2 separate regions of the Homo sapiens genome follow, and region 1 is linked to region 2. A link is a loop called in an ENCODE intact Hi-C map of the cell type or tissue named here. Cell type or tissue: heart left ventricle. All regions are shown on one strand. Links, peaks and the distances in the headings refer to the core of each region. The heading gives the core; the rest is flanking DNA. Region 1 overlaps PLXNA2 (plexin A2). Region 2 overlaps PLXNA2 (plexin A2).

Evidence for each region. A loop is a pair of places that touch in the nucleus more often than their neighbours do. Peaks named below come from ENCODE experiments on the same cell type or tissue, not always from the same donor. Only the 100,000 strongest peaks of a DNase experiment are listed, where the experiment ranks them.
Region 1: a loop joins it to region 2, with 2.0 times the contacts of the local background. A loop is called at or near these places in 14 of 110 quality-filtered maps.

Annotation. Positions count from the first base shown.
Region 1 is chr1:208,217,484-208,222,853 of GRCh38, forward strand. It overlaps PLXNA2 (plexin A2), which reads right to left. Exons shown (of 32, transcript NM_025179.4): 2 at 1-519. The coding sequence starts at 439. The region is part of intron 3 of LOC105372884 (a long non-coding RNA gene); the gene reads left to right. Among named protein-coding and RNA genes, the nearest start is that of PLXNA2, 24 kb to the right of the region's middle. RefSeq lists an enhancer at 2,181-2,475. In heart left ventricle, for the core only: no CTCF peak of the experiment used is centred there; a DNase peak (open chromatin) is centred at 2,328; H3K4me3 peaks cover 242 bases; H3K27ac peaks cover 5,000 bases.
Region 2 is chr1:208,161,812-208,167,181 of GRCh38, forward strand. All of the region lies in intron 3 of PLXNA2 (plexin A2), which reads right to left. Among named protein-coding and RNA genes, the nearest start is that of PLXNA2, 80 kb to the right of the region's middle. In heart left ventricle, for the core only: a CTCF peak has its summit at 2,963; a DNase peak (open chromatin) is centred at 2,968; H3K27ac peaks cover 959 bases.

The sequences.
Region 1 (5,370 bases), core at 62-5,061, 56 kb after region 2:
TGAAGAGGTCATCCAGCCGCAGCAGCTTGCAGACCCCCTGGTAGAGGCTCCCACAGGCCAGCAGGCGGTTCTCAGAGTAGTCAATGATGAGCAGCTTGTTGACATTGTTGGTGAGGGTGAGCACTTCGCTGCAGGGCTGCACGATGAGGGGCGGGTAACAAGACTTGTTGTCCTCTTCTGGCCCTGTCTTATGAGCCACCTGGATGGTCAGGTTGCCTGTCAGCTTATAGACCCGGTTGATGGCCCCCACATAGACGGCCCCCGTCCCTTGGTGGACGGTCAAGTGGTTGAAGGTCCAGTCACGATTCTCAGAGTGGAAGGTGCTGAACTGAGGCATGCCGGCTGCTGGGGGGGCCAGCAGCACCCAGACCACTGAGAGCAGGACCACAGAGCGGCTGTCCACCTCCAGGGCCCGGGGCCAGGGCCGCCTCTGTTCCATGCTGAGAGGGGCGGCGGTGAGGAGACGGCTCCTGTGTGTGCTCATCTGCTCCACCTTCCCCGGTTGGCCCTCACATGATTCTGCAAAACACAAGGCAGAGTGGTCAGACCAAAAATAATTTCCGGGAGGAGCAAAGAGGCTGGCCTGACCCAGGGTCCCCATCCTGGTTTAGCTCTGTGAGTCTCCTCCTTCTGCATTTTGGTTTTTCTATTTTTAACATACTTTCTCCCTCTTAGGAATGTTCAGGGAATCCTGTTATCTATTTTGGTCTCTAGCCTTTATGCTATAAAATACTTGCTTTTTTTAAAATTTTATTTTACAAAGCATCTCTATTTCTGGCCCCTTAAGCCATCGTTTTCATCTCCCAGAGAGGTTAAAAGGCTGTTGAAGTTCACCCAGCCAGTCAATTTGATATTAGGACTAAACCCAGTCTTCCCTATCCTACCGGCACGTCTTATCCCAGCCCAGTGGAAGTCGCTCCTGTTTTTTGAAAGCTTGTTAGGCAGGCCCTCCCCCAGGCTCTCCAGGTCAACTGCTCCCAGAGTCTGATATTGCACACAAAATTCCTTCCTATTTTAGACTTCCATCACCTCACTCCGCTGCATCTCTTCACTTTCTCATGCTCTGTTATCCACAGAGAGGCAAGGAGCTGGTCACCCTGAGTGAGAGTGCCCTGCTCTGCCCTCAGCCCTTTCTTCTCCAGCAAGAAGAACCCCTGATCACTAGCTGTTAGAACAGCTGTTAGAACTTGTTAGGAAAGGGAAAAATGTTGTAGCCAACAAGACTGGGATTCCCACATGTGCCATTCCGGAGCCGGAAAAGCCCTCGGGAGACAGGCAGATCTCTTGAGATTCCCCCATCCTTCTCAAGGTGGACGCCCAGCTGCTGCCAGGTAGCCAGGTCCTCGGGAAATTGCTTCAACCTCTGCCTCTCTGCAGGCAGAGCACATGGGAAGCCAGGACACACAGAGAACCAGTCTCCTTGCTAGGGGTTACTGGCTGGCTGAGTCCAGCTTCAGCCACCTGGGGCAGGGGTACCAGATTTGGGAGAATGTGGGGAGCAGCAAAGGGTGGTGAGGTGAGATTCAGTCTCATTTCAGGCACTGCTGGGGCCTCCTGACTGTTTCAGCATCCATGAAATCACCAGCGGGCCTCAGTGGGCCATGCTCGAAGCCCAGTCTCTAGCCCTGACTCCTTTACTCTTCCCCCTGCCTCCTGACTCCCAGGCTTTAAGGCTCCTCCACTTCCAGAGCCTTGGTGCTTATTCTTCCCTGTTCCAAGGAAGCTGCCCAGAGGGGCAAGGTGGGGCTCCTGAGGACAGCCTGTAGCCAGGGGCAGTCTGGGCCAGGGGCAGGAAGTCAGAGAGCAGAGCCTGGAGGTCAGAGAGCAGGACCTGGAGGTCAGAGAGCAGGGCCTGTTCCATCACTATCATGGTACTGTCCTGACTTATGGAGAGGGACAGTGGGAAGTGACTGCGGCACCAGGAGAAGGCAGCGAGCTGTCCGGCAGAGAAAGCTTTTCTCAGCTGGAAGATCATCCAGCAACCTTCTCAGGCAAGTCCAGACAGAACTCTGGGCACATAAGGTGGCAGGGATGGAAACACCCGAAGGATGGAGAGTTTGCTCCAAGGCAGCTTAGGAGAGGCCTTTCTCCCTCAACTCCCCATTCTGGCTGGATTGGGTTATAATTAGAACAGACACCACTTAGAGAATCCCCTAGAGTTTCTTTAGGAACGACCCTTCCTCTTGTTCAGTTCTGCATCCTCGGCCTGGCAGCCACCGTGGTGCCACAGTAGGTCCCACCTAACTCCCTCCTCCAACCCGACTCCCCCAGGGTGTTCGGGGTGACTCATGAGGCCCTGGGCTTCCTTGGAAAGAGGAAGGCAACACCGGCATGAGACTCAGGCTGACCTCAGCTACTCCGACACAGCCCTTCCGGCCCCAGGCGCACACCGGCAAAGCCTCCCAACAGACAGGGCTTTCAGTTTGGAAACCAGAGGTTATTTTTAGCTATGTCCTGAGGCCGGTAGCAGGACGTGAATTCCTGAAGAGGAGCTGTGGAAAGGAAATAACAGAATCCTTAAATTCTCCAGCTGGATGGGGAATTGCAAGAGGCCATTCTCTGCCCCTGTCGCTGGGAAGAAAATCTCCTTGGGTTCCAGGTGGAGAGTGGTTCCTCCTTGAGGAGCCGCGAGGGGAGGAAGGGGGTTCTGGTAGCAGAGATAACATGGAAGGACTTAGTATGCGGTTAAGATCAGCCACCTCACCTCCCTGCTTGGTATCCTCCCAAGACACAGTTTGAATAGTGAGTGGCTTTTGTTGTTGTTAGACAGAATCTGGGAACAAATTTGGGATTTGAGGCAAGTCAAGTCTCATGTCCCTTTCTGGTAGAATGGGAATAACTACAGTATGTACCTTTCAAGTTGTCATGACAGTAAATGAGACAATATAGAGACCAACCTCTTAGCATGGTTGCAGGCACACAGTGAGCACTTAACTTATGTTAGTTTTTGTTATTATTATTATTATTGAGACAGAGTCTTGCTCTGTCGCCCAGGCTGGAGTGCAGTGGTATGATCTCAGCTCATTGAGACCTCCGCCTCCCTGGTTCAAGCGATTCTGCTGCCTCAGCCTCCACAGTAGATGGGACTACAGGCACGTGCCACCACACCCGCCTAATTTTTTTTTTTTTTTTGTATTTTTAGTAAAGACAGGGTTTCACCATGTTGGTCACACTGCTCTCAATCTCCTGACCTCGTGATCCACCTGCCTTGGCCTCCCAAAGTGCTGGGATTACAGGCGTGAGCCACTGCACCTGGCCTGTTATTGTCTTTGAAGACTCCACAGGAGATGGCACTTCTGAAATCCTGCCACAGCTCTTGACTTCTCTTTTTGCTTATATTCTTCCTTTCCCACCCACAATGAGATGAACACTGTGGGTGTGCCTTTGATCCCTAGGCCTCCCCGACCCAGTGACAGAGCTCAGTCTGGGAAGCATGTGGCAAGGGGAAAGAAATAGATCCAAGGTGATCTTCTTTGTCATACTACTGCACAAGTCCCAATATAGCCTCTCCGCAGACTGCAGGAAGGCTGGTGGAAACACAGGATCCTGAGAGTTAGACTGAGAATGAGAAACGTCCTGATGTCTAGAAGGCATGAGGTCACAGGGCAGGAAGAAAGGTGGGAGACTCAGGAACCCTGGGTTCACATTCTGCCTGTGTGACTCATGAATTATAGTGTCACTCACTTTAGACCAGTCTGGCATTTCCATGAGCCTATTTCTTGATCTTAAAACAAAAGGTATTTGAATTAGTCAACCTATAAGATTTCCTTTTTCAGATAAAATGCTACCTCGAAGCTTAGTTCCTTCAGTTCCTGGAGTCTGTGATTCCAATAGCAGCTGAGGTTTTTTGCTCCAACCTGGAGAGGCTGATTAGGTCAGGAGCTTTTTTCTTTTTCTGTTTTTTTTTTTTTTTTTTTTTTTTTTCAGGCCAGTAGTTCTAAACAGACCACTCCAGCTGGGCTGTTTTCCTCTCACCCTCATGCAGCATTTGCTTTGGGACAGGCCACTCCTGATAACCAGCCAAGTGAATTCATCTCACAGGACTCAGGGACTGCCCGCCTGGGAGCAGCTGTCATTGGACACTGGAGTCAAGAGGAGGCACAGTCTCCTGCAGTGAGGGGAGGTTTGCACCCCACCTTGGGAGTGTGGCCTTCATGAAGACAGCTGACTTCAAGGGCACGTTGAGAGCCTTCATCTTTCTATGCCAAATTGATGTGACTAAGTGGCTGTTCCAAGCAGAGCCCAGTGGGCAAAGATCAGGACTCCTATCCACATTCTGAGTAAGGGAGGATGGAGCCCACCTTTGTGCCTCTGGTGAGAGGCAGTGCGATATAACAATTAAATGCATGAGCTCTGAACTTAGGTGCCTGGACGCAAATGGAGCCTATAGCTGTGTACACTTGGTCAAGGTACTTAGCCATTCTATGATGTTATCTAACTATCTATATAAAATAGGTTTAGTACTAGTAGCTACGTCATAGGATTATTACAATGAAATCAGTTAATACATATAAAAGCACTTAGAACAGTTCATGGCCATCTTAAGTGTTTAAGATACATTAGCCTTTGTTATTAGCAATTTATTTGTCATTATTTCCAGCTCCTCACCTCCATCCATCCCATCATCTGTCTTAGAATGAATTTCCCATCCTCAGTTTGGTAGACACTGGTAAACAAACATGCATTTGACTTTGCATACCCAGTGTGACTTCCTCCTATCCCCAATTTTCTGCTAGTGTCAACCTCAGGAGTTTTCTCTTAATAATGATGCTTTCTTCTTTCTGTCACATCCCTCTCTGTTTAGTGCATGAAGTCACTTGTCACATGCATTCTCAAGAGCCAAAACTTGCCTAGTCTCTGTTCTACCAGTTTCCCTCTCTCCTACTCCAAGTCTCAAACCAGGTATGCTGCTCCAGGACTCTCGCCTGAACAAGAGAGTCTCCCAGCACATGTAACTCGGAGCGTTCCTGATGCCAAGGAGAGGCCACGCTTGCCTCTTTGGGAAGCAAGTGCCACTAAATATTTTATGTGGAGGGCCCGATGACACCATCTCCCCGATCAGGATTCAGGAGGCAGGTGTTAGTGACAGCTAGTGAAGGCATCTGATACCTTCCTGATCAGCTGCTGCGGGCGTCAGTGGCAAAGCAGGGAAGAAATGACAATCAGGCGTTTCCAGTTCAGCTCAGTAGAGGATTGTCTCCTCCCTGCTACCCTCTCCTATTGCCCTTTTCAGGAGATCTGGGTGCACATGCCTCTACGTTTCCACTTGGCTTTCCCTTATAGCAAAAGGAGCTGGTGGAAAGAGAATTTAGATTTGAAATACGATTTTGCCAAATTGAGTCAAAGTTCCTGTTAGTAGCTCTCATACCC
Region 2 (5,370 bases), core at 217-5,216:
TCATGGTGCTATTTTAAGTTGAGGCTTCCAGCCAAAATCTGTACTTTATTAATTACGCGTCAACTACTCTGTGTCATGTTTAATGCATTTTCCAGATTGTATTGAATCCACAGTAAAAGGAGGAGTCTGAATGTGGCCTGGGTGCCTGGCAGGGTAGGTGCTGGGAGGAGAGGGGGAGCAGGAGCCAGCCTGTGTGTGCCTCAACTTGATCTCTCCCCTTCTTCGCCCTGGAGTCTCCATTGAGGCCAAGCGTAAATCCTGCTTGTAGCTCCTTAGAGCTCTCTATTTAAAGAACACGCAGCACCCTGTGTAGAAGCACAGCACCCTGATGGGAAGGTAGAAAAACCTGCCTCATTAGGAAAGGCCAAAGGGCTCAGGACAGCTGACATCCATTAGCAGGAAGGGCAGAAGGCTGAGGGTGATTGGAAAATGTGACTCAGTGATATGCCAAGGGAAGACTGGAGATGACACTGACCATCTGTTCTTCTCCAAAGAGGAGGTAGAAATAGCATTTGTATTGGAGCAGGAGAGATGTGAGCTAGACCTGGGTATTACATTCCTGACTGCTAGGTTTCCAGAGCTGTTTCTAGCTGTGTGATTTGGGCAAGTCCTTCAGTTTATTGGGCCTCAGTTGACTGATATATAAAATTAGCATTTACTCAAGGTGAGCCCTGAGGTCCTTTCTAGCTTTGGCCCTTTGTGCTTCTTTCTTTGAGGAGACTATGGGGAGAAGCAGAATCTTTTTAGGGGAGTACAAAGATGAATCCTGCATGCTTCTTGATCTCCAGGAGTTCACAATCAGGCAAGGAAGGCAGATAAACTATGAAATAAACATAATAACAAACAGGTACTGTTCCGTGTGCTTTACCTGTATGAAGACATTAAATGCCTACAATAGCTCTATGAGGTAGGTCCTGTTATTATCTCTGTATGCCTGATGAAGAAAGTAAGGCATTGAGAGGTTAAGTAGCTTGCCCAAAGTCATACTCCTAGTAAGAACAGAGCCAGGTTTTGAGCTCAAATAATCCCACTCCAAAGTCTGTGACATTCACCACTGTGCACACTGCCTCTAACAAAGAAATACAAGCAACTCACATACAAGGCTGACTCTGCTAAGTGCTGTAACCAATGATAAGAAATGTGGGATTATAGAGGGGCAAATCAGGAAGGCTTCACTGAGGAGGTGTGATATAACTTAAACCTGAAAGGACAGGGCACTTCATCAGGCAGAGAGAGGGAGGCATGGCAGGGACAGCTTGAGTCAAGACATAGGCATGGACTGACCCTTGAGCCAAGGCACAGGGGCACTTAGGGAAGAGGGAGGGATTGGCAAAGCTGGAAGAACAGGGTGTGAGTGTGGCAGAAGTGGCATGGGGAAGGGATGTAGGGAGGGATAAACTGTTTCTGGTGGAGGGATGCCAAGACCTTGCTCAAGAGACTCAGCTATACCCTACCTACAAGCTGCGGAGAGCCATTAAATGATATAAAAAATGTGAAAGCTAACTTAGAGAAGGCAGGGCAGGAGCCAGCACAAGTTCAAGAATAGATAATAAAAGTCTCAGCCTGGGCTGGGGGAGGGAGGTGGAAAGGAGGGCAGGTGAGGGAAAAGATGAACAGACAAGATTTGGCAGCAAACTCAATGTGGGAAATGAGAGAGAGGGAGCAGTATGGGAGTTAGAGAGCTCACCTTTGCCTGGGATGGCTGGTGGGAAATGTGGATGGGTGGCCCCAAGGGGCATGGGGTAGGGAGCTCTAAACTGTGCATATTAGGGATGAGACAGAGAGGCTGACAAAGCATTTACAATTCAGCTTAAATATTGCTTCCCCAGGAAGCTTTTCCTGATCCCTTTTCTCCCAGTAGTTCTGGTTCCCTAGTTACAGGTTCCCATGCTGCTTATTGAACTTTGGACATCTCTACAACACTGGCCAGCCATGTAATAAGCAGTTATTTGTGCAACAACTTGCTGGTGTCCTTTCTCCCAACCATCCTTTGTTTTGTTGAGTTTGGTGTCCCCAGTGCTGAACACAGTGCCTGGCAAGTCGATGCTCCATAAATTCTTGCTAAATGAATTGATGATCTCTGCCTCTGGGCCAGATGCCCTTCTCCCACTCTTGGATGTCAGCATGTGGGGGGCTTCTCATCACCACCCCCACAAAGGGGCCGCTTCCCCCCATGGAGCACAGGAAGGCAGGTGTATTCATGTGTTCACCTGTCCACTCTGCCCACACTTGTGGGTTCTGACGCTTCCATACAGTGTTGCCGCATGGCAATAATGAACAATTTAGCATGGAAATTGACCTTAGCAGGAAGGGGCTGGCATGTGTGTGCCCCATTAGAGAGCATTTGGTTAGGGGACACCTTTAGCCCTGCAGGCTACAGGGGAAGACTTCTGTGATTCCCCTTCCTGGGCAAGCCCCTCCCAGCCCAATCCACCTCTGCCTCTTTTTTGTTCCCCAAAACCCTCTTCTGCTCCATTCACCACCAACATCTACCTGAGGAGGCGGAAGAGGAGAAACAAGAGCTCTGCCCCTACTCCCTGAACCCTGTTCAGGACTCTGCAGTTCTTTGCTCCGCATGCCCTAATGCAAAAGGTAAGAGCAGAGGTGAGCCTTCCTTCCCTTCCCTCTCATAGGGAGGTTTAGTACCAGTTGCTTTTTGGTGGTGTCTTCCATTGAGGGCCAGTTCCAGACACCTTCTAAGAAATACTTTCTTTCCAAATCCCCACAGAATTTGGAGGGAAAAGGGAAGATGAAAGTATCTGATACCCTTAGAAGTGGAATAATTTGGCTCCTTAAAAAGCCAGGGCAGGGACCATCTTTGAAAACACCTAAGATAGAGAAAACAAACTCTGTTTTAGAGGCTGGGCTGAGTGAAGAAGCTGGAGCTCCCTTCATGCAGGTGCCAAACCCAGCCCTCCTCGCCTTCAGATCCCTGGGCGTCAGTCCGGCAGCGGCTCCCTGGGGGCAGAGGAGGGAGCTCCTGAGGAAGTACTTAGCAGGCGCTGCCTGACTCTAGCGGCACTAACGGATTCTCTTATCTCGCCGGGACCCTTGTCTGCAGATCGGCAAAGCTGCAAGGAGGTGGCAGGTTAAAAATACTCTGTTAGCAAAGAGGCTTAGGTGGGGGCCTTGCCAGGGGAATTACAGTGATGAGAGGCCTCTGAGGCGGGAAGTCAGGGACGGAACCAAAGCTGCTGGACCCTCCGCTTCTCTTGTGCCCCCTGTTTGAATTTGCCGCAATGATTGGCAAAGGCCTGTGGAGATGGAGGGATTAATGTTGCCTCTTTTCTAAGGCCTGGGGAGCCATGTAGCAAATGAGGACCATGGCAGTCACCTGGCCTCCCTCCTTCTCAGCCTGGAGCTTGGGCATCCTTGGCATGCCAGCAGATCTCTGGTGGGTGCACCCAAGCCCTCATTCATCTTATAGCTTATGTTCTCTTACCCAGGAAAAGGAAGTAAGTCTCAGAGGGGAGGAAATAATAGTACCCTGTGTTTAGAGAATGTTTGTACTGTGTCTGAGTGTTTCTACATAGAATACCTCATTGCACCCTCACAGCATGCCTGTGAGGTGAGGATTACTACCCCGGTTTTATATTTGGGGAAACAAGGCTCTGAGAGTTTATGAGACTTGCCCAAAGTCACACATCTAGGAAGTGGCAGCGTGGACTTCAGTAAGGGCTTTCTGATGTCCTCTCTAGGGCTCTTCCTGTATCCTCCATTCTCTCCACGATTTTGTTCGCCTTAACCCTCCCATTAGGAAAACAACAACGGGGCAGCTTTCGTCAATAGCCTCTTTCAACTTCATCTGTCTCAAAACCCCGCAAGCCCAGCTACCCCTATGTGGTCTGGGGCTGGTCCAACCCTAAGCTGGTCTTGGGGTCCCTGGTCTCCACTCCCTCAGGACCAGAAGGCAGCTTGAGCAGTGGCGTCCCTGCCTCACCTCAGAACTACAGAGTTCCAGGACTGAGAGCGGCCTCAAGCCTCCGGTGACTTCATCCTCTCCCACGTGGGCCAGGACATCTGGGTCTCATTTTTTGATCAGAGAGAACAAATGTTCTACAACTCCCATTGGCAAGCTGATTCAGTGCTTACTGTACTCCTCCCTCCTGCTCAGAAAGGTCCCCACTAAGGTTTGACTTCCTGCTACAGCTGAGGGCTCTTTCTTCCATACCGATGAACTGAGAGTTACTTCCCATGCGTAGGCCTCATCTCTAATTGTCCAAGGAGAGAGAACTCTGAAAAGGGAACCCCTCCTTCCCCACCACCCCACCTTTACAAAGAAATCATAAGGGCAGATTATGTTTCTCACATTAAACACAACACAGAAAGGAATCAACCACAATAGTGAGATTTTGAAAAAGGGAAAAAAATCTCGATAACATCAGCAACTAGTGATGGGAGTTCCATTCCCAGTCACAGATTTGCTACAACACACCTTCTCTCCGAGAGATTTCTGGCTTAGGTGACTGTCCTAAGAGCAGATGTTAGGCTGGCTTGGACCTAAGGCAGCCAACTGGTCTGCATTGCTGGAACCCTCAGCAGGCTCAGCCCACTGAGCTGGCAGCAGGGATCCCAAAAGACAAAAAGACATGATCATTGACCTGCAGGTACTTCCTGAAGATCCAATAAGGAAGGCATTCAAATACAGCTTGAATGCCTCCTGTGCAAAGTATGGTGCTATGCACAGAATGCTGAGTATGATCTAGTCTTTGACCTTAGCAGCTTGTTTTGAGAGGGAGCAATACAGGTAACTAAGAGGCTTAATGACAAATGCACATGGAGCAGTTTGGAAAATGCCTCTGAGTTCAAAAGAATGAGAGATAAAGTCCATGGGTTCCAGGGTGAGGAAAGGAAAATCAACAAATGTACAAAGTTTATAACAATGAAAACCGCAAAGAACACAGAATGAGAACTTCATGCATTGATGTAAGAATTAAAGGTGCCATGTGGAGTGGGAGGAGAGGGGAAACACATATTGAAAGAAACCTAGAAGGAAGGGTCTCTTTGTAAATAGATGGATTCTAAACCTCTGGTTTCGGTTCCTCACACTTCACCTGGCTTAGGCATAGCACTCCTTCCTCCTCACTCCAAACCATGAAGCTCTCAGCACAATGGAATTCTGTGTGTTGCTGCAACTCCGCACCTGAGTCTGCACCTGGGGCTACTGAATGAGAGAGGGAGTTCCCAAAATAGAGAGCAGAGCTTGGGGCTACGTTGGAATGTCAGTTTGCTGACTGCCAGCCTCTCTAGGTTGCTGGGGATAAGCATCAACTAGGCAAAGGAAATCCATGTATGATTTCCAAGCTTCACTTATCTCAGTGCTGAATTTTAACCTTATTCTCTCAGTAAATCTTGGACCACAGCTCCTAA